Linked DNA regions of Homo sapiens: all the other regions are linked to region 1. A link is a contact called in ENCODE Hi-C data. All regions are on one chromosome and are shown on one strand. The core of a region is the stretch at or near the end of the contact, and the rest is flanking DNA. Distances in the headings are between cores, read along the strand shown.

Evidence for each region. A loop is a pair of places that touch in the nucleus more often than their neighbours do. Pooled maps may share reads with other maps.
Region 2: a loop to region 1 is called in a map of CD8-positive, alpha-beta T cell, with 6 times the contacts of the local background. The contact joins the promoter of TCTN3 here to the promoter of HELLS in region 1. A Hi-C loop is called at or near these places in 2 of 168 maps with a recorded cell type or tissue (CD4-positive, alpha-beta memory T cell and CD8-positive, alpha-beta T cell) and 5 of 50 pooled maps.
Region 3: a pooled map shows a loop between it and region 1 (8-fold over the local background). The contact joins the promoter of MYOF here to the promoter of HELLS in region 1. A Hi-C loop is called at or near these places in 1 of 168 maps with a recorded cell type or tissue (CD8-positive, alpha-beta T cell), 2 of 37 single-sample maps with no recorded cell type and 8 of 50 pooled maps.

What each region holds. Positions count from the first base shown.
Region 1 is chr10:94,544,025-94,547,832 of GRCh38, reverse strand. It overlaps HELLS (helicase, lymphoid specific), which reads right to left and starts at 2,045. Exons shown (of 22, transcript NM_018063.5): 1 at 1,881-2,045; 2 at 1,335-1,456. The coding sequence starts at 1,911. RefSeq lists enhancers at 1,116-1,739, 1,740-2,364, 2,902-2,951, 2,365-2,989 and a silencer at 2,112-2,191.
Region 2 is chr10:95,692,272-95,696,079 of GRCh38, reverse strand. It overlaps TCTN3 (tectonic family member 3), which reads left to right and starts at 2,153. Exons shown (of 14, transcript NM_015631.6): 1 at 2,153-2,436; 2 at 2,604-2,727; 3 at 3,042-3,160. The coding sequence starts at 2,181. It also overlaps a transcript of ENTPD1 not described here. RefSeq lists enhancers at 1,193-1,694, 2,169-2,448.
Region 3 is chr10:93,480,201-93,484,008 of GRCh38, reverse strand. It overlaps MYOF (myoferlin), which reads left to right and starts at 1,675. Exons shown (of 54, transcript NM_013451.4): 1 at 1,675-1,902. The coding sequence starts at 1,815.

The DNA of each region.
Region 1 (3,808 bases), core at 796-3,295:
AAAAATGTGCATTCTAGAACCACATGGCCTACACTGGAATGTTAGCTCTGCCATTTACCAACTGTGGCACCCAAACAACCTCTATGTGCCTCAGTTTCCTCATCTGTAAAATAAGATGACTAATAAAACCTATTTGGTTGTGTAGTTCAATAATAGCAATTGTTTATACTAGTAATTAAACTAGTAAGTTTAATAGCAGTAATAGTAATAATGAACATCTACTTTACAGAATAGTTGAGGATTCAATGAGTAAATACATATAAAGCATTCAAAACAATGCATGACTCCTAATAAATGTTCAAGAAGTATTAACAATGCTGACAAAAAAATTATTGTTGACATAACAGGGAACCAACGGCCTCATTACTCGTTTTTGGAATGCATTATTTTCCAACTTAAGTAGTTTTATAATCATGAGTTAATTCACTATTATTAAGGACAGAAATTCTGCAGGCAGCCTGAGTTGAAATTTGACTTCAACACTTACTATGTGCCCTTCTCCCTCAGTTTCTTCATTTGTAAATGAAAATAACAAAAAATAACCTATATCATAATATCGGTAGAGTTTAATAAATTAATAAAGCACAAGAAAACCACGTACTAGGCAGTACTTAAGAGTCAACGATCATTCTTTTTCTTGCATATGAATCAAGCAGCAGGGTGGGGCTTTAGAATAAACAAGAATTTTTCAGGTTAAAAACTGTTTTTAGTAACTTACAAAATGCTCTCTACAAGAAAACTACAGCAACTTGTCATTGAAAAAGTACGGCACATTTTTAGCTAAAGAATCTTATGTAGCAATACACAGGCCATGAAACCAAAAGAAAAACAAACAGCAAGTTGATCACTTAGGTGGAAAACAGCACTACAGTATAAGGAAATCATTAGACTTGGATTCCAGCCCAGCCTTTGATTGATGCTAACTTCTCCTGCCCTCAGTCTAGTACATTACTTCTGCAGGTTTTAGCGATTCCTGTTTGCCATGAGACATACATTTAAGGTAATTTTTAAAGGAAATAAGGATGACAAACGAAAAAACTCACTATGGACTTTGAAAGACTTTTCATGGCTAAACAAGCAATCTGAAATGCTCATTTAAAAGTGATGGGACTACCAAGACTACATCTCATAGAAACACACCATTCAAAGCACTTGCGAAAGGATTCTCAAAGGCAATATCTGTAAACATACAAAAAAGACAAGTAATAAAGCTGTTTTCTTTCAGTTATTAAAAAGCCCACTAAATAGGAAAGCAAAGAACACAAACCACACCTCCGGGTTAAAGCCGAGGTTACCACAGGCTTTCACGACGACGAACCTGATGCCTAAATTACCTTTTCCAGCATCTTCCGCTCTCTCTCTAGTCCAGCAGCTTCAAGCTGTTCTTCCTCTTCTAGCATGGCCGGGGTAATCACAGCAGTGTCCAGTTGTTCAACCATTGCTGGAGCCTCCGAGCCTGACGGGGGAGAAAGCTTTCAAATTGCAGTTTTAAAAAAATTACCAACTACTCAACTCCAACAAGAAACAGCCTTTCTCCCACCCGAGATGCACTGGAGCAAAAGCTGAAGACCGAGGGGACGCCAGCATCACCTCTCAGAAGACACCGTAAGTCTTCACAATGTCTACAAGTCGCCTGGACCACAGTTTACAACTCGGGATGCTCGGGAAAATGCAGTTGCCTATGTGAAATCTTCACCGGCATGCTAATACGTGCGATTCCGGGGTGTCCTCCACTCACCGTTGCAGTTTCCCAACCCTCCTTTCCTCCTCAGTCCCTGCCCGGGGTCGGCTCCCTCCCCGAAACTCCGCCGCAGCCTCCATGCTTGCCCACCTCAGCCCCGCAGGCTGCCACCCGCGCCCAAAAGGTTTTCCTCACTCACCGCCGCTGCCCGCGGGCCGTTCCGCTGGCATGCCTGGACACTCACCCGGGAACCGGGTCCCCTCCTCTCAGAGCCTGCAATGCCGCGAGCTAACTCCTCACAACCGCTGCCGGCCCAGCCTTCTAGCCAAATCCCCCGCCAGGGAAAAAAGCGCGCTTCTCCTTCGCGGGAAAATCCTGTCATCTCGCGATACCTTACATTCCCCACCCGCCCTCCCGCCCCGCTGCGCGAGATTTGGCGCAGCTTGCGGTTTTCGTCAGGACTGACCTGTGGCAACCGTAAACCTTTACCTGGACCTCTCTCAGGAGGAAACTGGGTCCCGCTGCCGAACTCAGCCTGTAACTATCCTGTGAGATTGGGCGAGGTGGCCGATCGTGGAGAACCCAGTTTCCTCACATATCTGGTTCCGAACTACGCAATTAAAGTTTGATAGTGCTGTTAATACTTTGCAAGGCGCCTTCCAACGCTGGCTGCTGTGATTGAGCACCCGCTAGCCCATGATCCTGTAGGTAGAGACGTCTGCGTATCTGCACGAGGATGTCAGAAACAGAAACATTTTTATAGGGCCAGCCTCGCCGCACCCGCAGCGCGCGGCTCACATCTTAAGTGAAAAATCCCCCAAAATGACAAAGAGGAGGGCTTTTTTGTGGGTGGGACGGGAGAGAGAAGGAACAGGAAATTAAGATTATGACTGGGTTAAAGAAAGCTGTTTAGGATAAGGGCAAGCTGAAAGAAGTGATGGACCAAGCGGAGTGGCCAGCAGAAGGAAGATTCAGGAAACCAAACAGGATTCATTCATTCGAGTGGGCAGTGAAGGAAGGAGCGGAGCTTTTCTTGTCCCTGGTTTTCACTTCAGCTTTCAATTCCTCCTTTTCTTGTTTGCATTCCTTTTCAACTATTTCCTTTGTCTCCCTCTCCAGGGCTCCCTTTCCCACCTCCAATTTCTTAAGATGTATGGCATTAAATATACCTACCATGTAACCACCCGTTTCCTTCATTTTGACTCCCACAACTTGTATGATTGTGTCTATACAAAATTTAAGAGTTTACAAGCCGGGTGCGGTGACTCACGCCTGTAATCCCAGCACTTTCGGAGCCCAAGGCGGGTGGATCACGAGGTCAGGAGTTCAAGACCAGCCTGGCCAAGATGGTGAAACCCTGTCTCTACTAAAAATACAAAACAGCCGGGCACGGTGGCAGGCGCCTGTAGTCCCAGCTACTCGGGAGGCTGAGGCAGGAGAATCGCCTGAACCTGGGCGGCAGAGGTTGCAGTGAGCAGAGATCGCGCCATTGCACTCCAGCCTGGGCAACAGGGAGAGACTCCGTCTCATAAAAAATAGAAACGAAACCTAGTCTCTATATTTTATTTTATTAAGATAGGGTCTCACTCTGTCGTCCAGGCAGGAGTGCAATGGCACGATCTCTGCTCACTGCAATCTCCACCTCCTGGGCTCAGTTGATCCTCCCACCTCAGCCTAGCAAGTAGCTGAGACTACAGGTGCGTGCCACCACGCCCGGACATTTTAGTGTCGGACATTAGCCCATTCCAGGCTAATTTTTGTTGGTTTGGGGTTTTTGTGTGTTTTTGTTTTTTGGTAGAGACGGTTTTTCGCCATGTTATCTAGACTGGTCTCGAACTCCTAGGTTCAAGGGATCCTCCCAACTCGGCCTCCGGAAGTGCTGAGAGTGCAGGCGTGACACATTGTGCCTGGCCCCTACAAACATTTCCAAAATTAGCCGGCTGTGGTGGCACATGCCTGTGGTCCTAGTACTTGGGAGGCTGAGGTGGGAGAATCACTTGATCCCAGGTGGTCAAGGCTGCAGTGAGCCGAGATTGTAACACTGCACTCCAGCCTGGGTGATAAAGCTACACTTTGTCTCAAAAAAAAAAAAAAAAAAAAAAAAAAAAAAAACCATGGGAATAAAGG
Region 2 (3,808 bases), core at 904-3,403, 1.1 Mb before region 1:
TTGCCAACGCTAATAAATTCAGAAATAATTTAACACTATTTGAGAGTTGCCATTTAAATTCCAAACTTTGAAATCTAAAATAGTCTCTGATCAGATGTACAATGGAAATTTTATAGAAAGATCATTACATGGTAAATTGGTTGCAAAAAGAAGAAATTTTATAGAAAGAAATACAATCCTGAAATAAAATAAACTAAAAATATTCCTAAGGATTAATTCTAAAGAGTTCAACAAAACAATTTTTAATATATTTTTAAAATATTTAATGCACATCTAACATGTCCCAGACACTGTTCTAGGCATGGGGATATTTCAATGAACAAAACAGACAAAACTCACTATTTTTGGAATTTACATTCTAGTATATACATATGATCATATAATCTGAATAATATGAACTTGGCCTTTTCCTATAGAAATTACTAATAAGGTAAATAAATGTTTTAAGACCAAACACATATCTCCCATAGCTGTCTATCACACAACAACATAAAAACATATTTGAAAATATTTATAACACAGAGAGACTTTTAGCTACTGACTTCAAAACATTAGAAAATAAAGATCTTGTAAGAGAATTCAAGTAAAGTCAAATGTCCTAAAACTTACCTGAGTTAAATGATTCACTTGTAAAGGGAGGTGTTGACCAGATTTTAGGTAAGTGTACTAGATTTTAGATAACTCTTAACAGATGTTAATTTATATACTAAAACTAAATATCCAAAATAATCCAGATGTCAGAACCGTGGACATAGGAAAATACTGGGTCTAGGAGGAGCAATATTTTGATCATCTACAGTCCCACTGTACAATATGGTAGCTACTCACGTCTGTGGTTAACTTTGAATTAATTACAATTTAAAAATTAAAAATTCAGGCCAGGCACAGCGACTCACAGCTGTAATCCCAGCACTTTAGGAGGCCAAGGCGGGAGGGTCACTTGAGGTCAGGAATTCGAGACCAGCCTGGACAACATGGTGAAACCCCATCTCTACTAAAAATAAAAATAAAATTAGCCGGGCGTGGTGGCGCGTGCCTGTCATCCCAGCTACTCAGGAGGCTGAAACAGAAGAATCACCTGAATCCTAGAGGCAGAGGTTGCAGTGAGCTGAGATCACACCACTGCACTCCAGCCTGAGCGACAGAGCGAAACACCGTCTCAAAAAAAAAAAAAAAAAAAAAAATCAGCTCCTCAGTCACGCTAGCCACATTTCAAGCGCACAATTGCCACATAAGGCCGGTGACTACCATGCTGGACAGTGCAGCTACGGTACATTTCCAATACCGAAGGAAAGTCCCATGGCCCGCGCTGCTGTGGGGAATCGGAAGAGGCACGCCATTCCCGGGAAGAACAAAAACCTCCTAGAGAGGCTTAAAAAATTTGCCATTAACACGGGGAAAAAAATCTTCTATTTCCATTCCTCCATCTTATTTTCTCACCTCCTAGACAATGTTTCTTTTTTTTATTCTTTCTCTCCCTATTTTCTCACATTTTTCCTGCCCTTTTTTCTTATTTTTCTCTCACTGCTTTTTCTAACAACAAACATGCAGTCCATCTTTAATGATTTGATGCATTTCTTTAGGGTTTTCAAAATTTCTCAATGTTAAAATGTAAGGAGCTGAATGAACATTATTTCTAATGTGTTTTTTTTTTTTTTAAAAAAGCCATATTTAGAGGAGACTGTTTTTTAAGGTATGTGACCTTAGGTGTGTTTCCCCCACCTGAGAACATTATTCTTCCATAGAAAGGGTTTCTCACCGTTGGAATCCGGGGTGAAAAAAAATTTGCAATTCTAGTTCCGGCCTCTGGGGTTTCCTTGCACCGGAGGCCGGGCTCAGTCCTCTGGGCCGCGAAGTGGGCGCGGAACCTCTCGGTCCGCCGAACTCCTACCGCCACCTAGCGGAAGGAAGGCGCAAGGGCTTCTTCGTCACTGACGGTTGCCAGGCAACGGAGGCACGGCCCGGCCCGCGTTAAGGAGGAGGGCGCAGACCGAAGGACACTGAAAGAGCTGTAACAACCCCACTTTCGATTGGTTGAAGAGCTCTCAGCCTTCTCATGAGCCAATGAGAAGAGGCACGCGGATGGCGTCAGACGCTATGCGACTCCTCCCACCCACGCTCTGGCAATGCGATTGGAGACCGCGGAGGCCTACGTCGGACCCGGAGGCCCTGAATGCCCCATGCGCACCCCACAGCTCGCGCTCCTGCAAGTGTTCTTTCTGGTGTTCCCCGATGGCGTCCGGCCTCAGCCCTCTTCCTCCCCATCAGGGGCAGTGCCCACGTCTTTGGAGCTGCAGCGAGGGACGGATGGCGGAACCCTCCAGTCCCCTTCAGAGGCGACTGCAACTCGCCCGGCCGTGCCTGGACTCCCTACAGTGGTCCCTACTCTCGTGACTCCCTCGGCCCCTGGGAATAGGACTGTGGACCTCTTCCCAGGTGAGGGAAAACGTTGTGGGGGTGGAAACTTACTTCTGAGATCTAAAATTCTGTGAGCAAAGTTGAGCTGCCACAAAGCAGGAGTGGGGCTGTCGGAAGAAGGAGGGTGAGCACCTGGGAGAGTTTGGGGATCTTCATCCCACTCACTCTGTGTCGTACTTTCATAGTCTTACCGATCTGTGTCTGTGACTTGACTCCTGGAGCCTGCGATATAAATTGCTGCTGCGACAGGGACTGCTATCTTCTCCATCCGAGGACAGTTTTCTCCTTCTGCCTTCCAGGCAGCGTAAGGTGAGCTTCGTTGCTCAGACTGAATCCTAAAGGGGTTTGGGGCCTACAACGGGTAACATTTGGATGTAAGAAGAGTTAGTCTTTGTGCCTCCCACCCGTACTTCCACTCCTAGGACATTCCCTTGGTTTTTCCTAGGAATTGCCTTTTCTGATTCTCTAGAGCAGGGCTGGCCAGTAGAATAAGACCTTCGTGTCGTCCTATAGGTGCCCAAGGAGTCCTCTTTGGCATCATCTGGCCGATATTGCTGGGACACTCTTTTTTGGACCTGCCCCGCCCCTTCTAAATATATCTTCTCCCTCCTCTTTCCTCACAGGTCTTCAAGCTGGGTTTGTGTAGACAACTCTGTTATCTTCAGGAGTAATTCCCCGTTTCCTTCAAGAGTTTTCATGGATTCTAATGGAATCAGGCAGTTTTGTGTCCATGTGAACAACTGTGAGTAGAAACATGTTGGTTGTTCTCATTTTCTAACACAGGAGTGTTATATTTTGTCTTCCCTGGCCCACATTGGAAGAAGAATTGTCTTGGGCCACACGTAAAATACACTAACGATAGCTGATGAGTTAAAAACAACAACAAAAAAAAAGCAAAAAAAATGTCAAATGTTTTAAGAAAGTTTACAAATTTGTGTTGTTGGGCTGCATTCATAAGCCGTCCTGGGCTGCATGCGGCCGGTGGGTTGCAGGTTGGACAAGCTTGGTCTAACATTTATTGAGAATTGGCTTTTATTCTGGCCTTTTTTCCATTTCTTTTTTTTAAACTTTTTTTTTTTTTGTCCTTTGAATCTCTACGCCTCTTTCTGCCTCTTCTCTCTTATTACGGAATACATTTGCATTTTTGTTTTTTTTTGAGACGGAGCCTCCACCTATCGCCAGGAGTGCAGTGCAGTGGCACGATCTCAGCTCACTGCAACCTCCACCTCCCGGATTAAAGTGATTCTCCTGCCTTAGCTTCCCGAGTAGCTGGGACTATGGGTGTGTGCCACCATGACCAGCTAATTTTTGTATTTTTAGTAGAGACGGGGTTTTGCAATGTTGGCCAGGATGGTCTTGATCTCTTGACCTCATGGGCCACCCACCTCGA
Region 3 (3,808 bases), core at 426-2,925, 1.1 Mb after region 1:
AAATGGCAAATAGAAAGCAGCCAGATAAAATAAAAGTAATAATCTCTATATTCCACTAAAACTGCCAACATGTCCACTAAATACAATAATGAACACAGCACTGGGTAATTGGTTCTTTGCTTTAAGCCTTGGAGAAACTCGTGGAGACAGAAGAATTCTTGTAGGTTAAGTCATGCTTATTCAATGTACTTGAAATGTTTATTTACAGGTGGGTCTGCTTGATGTGTGTTCTAAAGCAAAAAGAAGCCCAATGTTTCTTCATCCCAAGTTTTAGCCTTTTCTTCTGAAATATAACGAGATCCTGATTTAAAGTCAGCCTGCACTAACAGAAACGCTGTGAGACCACAAATAAGCATGAACTTCTTACATGTGCAAATTACTGTGTGCTTTGTGCCAGCTCCTATGCTATGACCTTTATCTTATAACAGCCTTTATCCCCAGTTCATAGATGAGGAAACTGAGGAAGAGAGGGGTTAAGAAACTTGCTCGCCAGCACGGTGGCTCAAGCCAGTAAAGCTCAAGCCAGTAAAGCTCAAGCCACGGAGGCCGAGGCGGGCGGATCACAAGGTCAAGAGATCGAGACCATCCTTGCCAGCATGGTGAAACCCCGTCTCTACTAAAAATACAAAAAAAAAAAAAATTAGCTGCGTGTGGTGGCGCACGCCTGTAGTCCCAGCTACTCGGGAGACTGAGGCAGGAGAATCGCTTGAACCCGGGAGGCAGAGGTTGCAGTGAGCCAAGATCGCTACACTGCACTCCAGCCTGGTGACAGAGCGAGACTCCGTCAAAAAAAAAAAAGAAAAGAAAAGAAAAGAAAAGAAACTTGCTAAGATGACGTAGCTCAGGGTGGTGAGGCAGAGTCTCACACTCAGATCTGGCTGACTAACCCCAGGCCGCCTCTTGTGATCTCAGCCAAGCTGCACTGTCTTCATGCACCCTCTGGGACAGAAAGACACCATGGGCAGCTGTAGGTCCAGAAACAGTGGGGAGTCACTTCTCCATTTTCACTGAAGGCAATTGGCAGCATTTGAAGAGCCGGGAAAACTTAGGCGCCCAGCTCTCACCTCTGAAGGGGTTTTGAAGAAATTCTATGTTCAGTCCTTTATATATATATATATATATATATATATATATATATATATATATATATATATATATATATAATTATTTATACATATATGTAATTATTTATATATCCCATGCCTGGATCGCGTTTACTTGAAATAAACGCTGTCATTCGTTTGCCGTCCAGTAAGAGGCACCCTTTAGCTGCTTTAAAAAAGCTGAACATAGGGTTACTGAGTGGGTGTGTTCAATGGCGTGAGAAGTAACAGCGAAAAGTCAAAAGCAAATAATGACTAAAGTTTTAAAACTCCTTGAAACTCAGAAAAGAATGAAAGCAGTGACGGAAAAATCAATTAATTCAGTTTCACGAACCATTGCTAAAAGGCAGCAACATTTTAGTGGTTTCCTGACCTACCCGTATTTCTTAGCTCCAAATTCATGTTGGTTTCATTTGTCGCACGGAATTATTTTTAGTTTAGGGTTTGTCCTTTTCACTTCCACATTTCCCGAATTCATAAGTCTGTGCCTGCGGCACTGCGTAGACGCGGGGAGTTCGGTATCAGTTTACACGTTGCCTTCAGTAAAATCCGCCAGAGGTCCACCCATTTTGCCTTTTCCCCTTCCTTGCCCTGGGAGAAATCCTCCCTTCACTGGGAGAGAACTTCTCTCCCAGGGCGGTGCGACCCGGAGCTCCAGCGCCCTAGTCTCCACTTCGTTTGCTGAAACTTGCTTTCTACCAGCTAAGAACCATGCTGCGAGTGATTGTGGAATCTGCCAGCAATATCCCTAAAACGAAATTTGGCAAGCCGGATCCTATTGTTTCTGTCATTTTTAAGGGTAAGAAAAAGTTTTCTTCTTTTTCTGAAGTCCTGTTTTGGAATGTTAGTTTCTTGAGTCACCTTCTTGAAAAGTCTGCATTTAGACAGCTGATGAAGCCAAGTCTCTCCAGCAGCGTTTGTTACCTGCGCAGGACAGGGGAGAGGACCCGTTTCTGGGGAAGGCATTTAATTTTCTCCAGGGCTTGAGACTCATGGAATGACCTGATGTTTTAGCTCTAAGAGTGTGATTTCTGTAAGCTCTTGGCAGAAAACGTATTTGCGAATCACTAAATTTCAGGTATCAACAAACATCTGTATTGGTTCAAAGTAAGTTTCAGTAGTCTTAGATGCATTTTTTCTCTGCCTGTGAGAAATGGGTAAAGGAGGAAGAAGAGCAATTAAATTGTTGGAGACACCATTACTCCTTGAACCAGCCTGACGCTGCTTTGATTGTCACTGGGTTTCTGGGAGGTGGGATGGGTGAAGTTCATAGTTTTATTGAGTTTTCCTGCCCTTTTGTGCCTTTGTAATTGTTTTTATATCTAAACTGTTGGGGAGCTTTTTTTGTACATTCTGTAGCTTTTAAATTGCTCATTGAGGAAAGAACTCTGGACAGCTAGTTTGCAATTTGGGGATCTAGTTCTATCTTGCCTGCTGAATGACCTTGGGCAAGTTACTTCATTTCTCTGGGATCTCAATTTTCTTTTCTGCAAAACAGGCGAGAAGGGTTTAGACAAGATCATCTCTAAAAACCTCATGGTTGGCTGAGCACAGTGGCTCCTCAACCCTGAGCCAACTTTGGGAGGCCAAGGCAGGAGGATTGCTTGAGCCCAGGAGTTTGAGGCTACAGTGAGCCGTGATCACGCCACTGCACTCCAGCCTGGGTGTAAAAATAAATAAAAATAAAAGGCTCATGGTAATTTTAAAAGGCTATTTTTCTATGACACTTGATTGCCATTGCAGGGGAGGGGACAGGAATGCTTGGTGTCATGGTACAATTTGATGTAAGTGACTTAGTTTTGGCTAAAGTGGGGTTTCTAAATCTCAGTGTGGAGGCTTTATCTATTTTGTTTGTCATTGGTAAGACTGCCAACTCACTTCTTGGCAAGAGGGATGGGAAAGAGAGGGAAAGGCAGAGAGAGTGGGAGCATGGATAGACATGTGTTTCCTGACCATGCCTTGCTACATTTCTCGTTTCTTCCAGGAGCCTGACTGCTACTCCCTGTCAGTTCCTGAGGCATCTATACCTTTCGCCTTTCTGTTTCCCGTTTTTCCCCTTTATTTCTCTTCTTAAACCTCTCTCTCTGAGGATGAGCAAGAAAATGAAAGAAATGAAACTCAAAGCTGGCTGGCTGGGTGTGGTGACTTCTGCCTGTAATCCCAGAACTTTGGGAGGCTGAGGTGGGTGGATCACATGAGGGCAGGAGTTCGAGACCAGCCAGGCCAACATGGCAAAACCCCATCTCTACTAAAAATACAAAAATTAGCCGGGCATGGTGGCACATGCCTATAATCCCAGCTACTCGGGAGGCTGAGGCAGGAGGATTGCTTCAACCCAGGAGGAGGAGGTTGCAGTGAGCCGAGATCATGCTACTGCACTCCAACCTGGGCAACAGAGTGAGACTCCGTCTCAAAAAAAAAAAAAAAAAAAAAAAAAAGCTGGCAAATTGTTGGTTGGTTAAAAAAAAAATCTAAAGGGCAAAAATTGGATTTAAAAAAAATTTAAAAAAATTTTTTTGAATAAGACTGGGTCTTGCTATGTTGCCCAGGCTGGTTATAATTCCCTTGCTCAAACTTTCTTCCCATCTCAGCTTCCCAAAGTGTTGGGATTACAGGCGTAAACTACCACGCCCAGCTTAAAATTGGGCTCTTAAAGGACAATGAGGTTTGAAAATCTGGCTAGTGAATATCATGGACTCACGTTA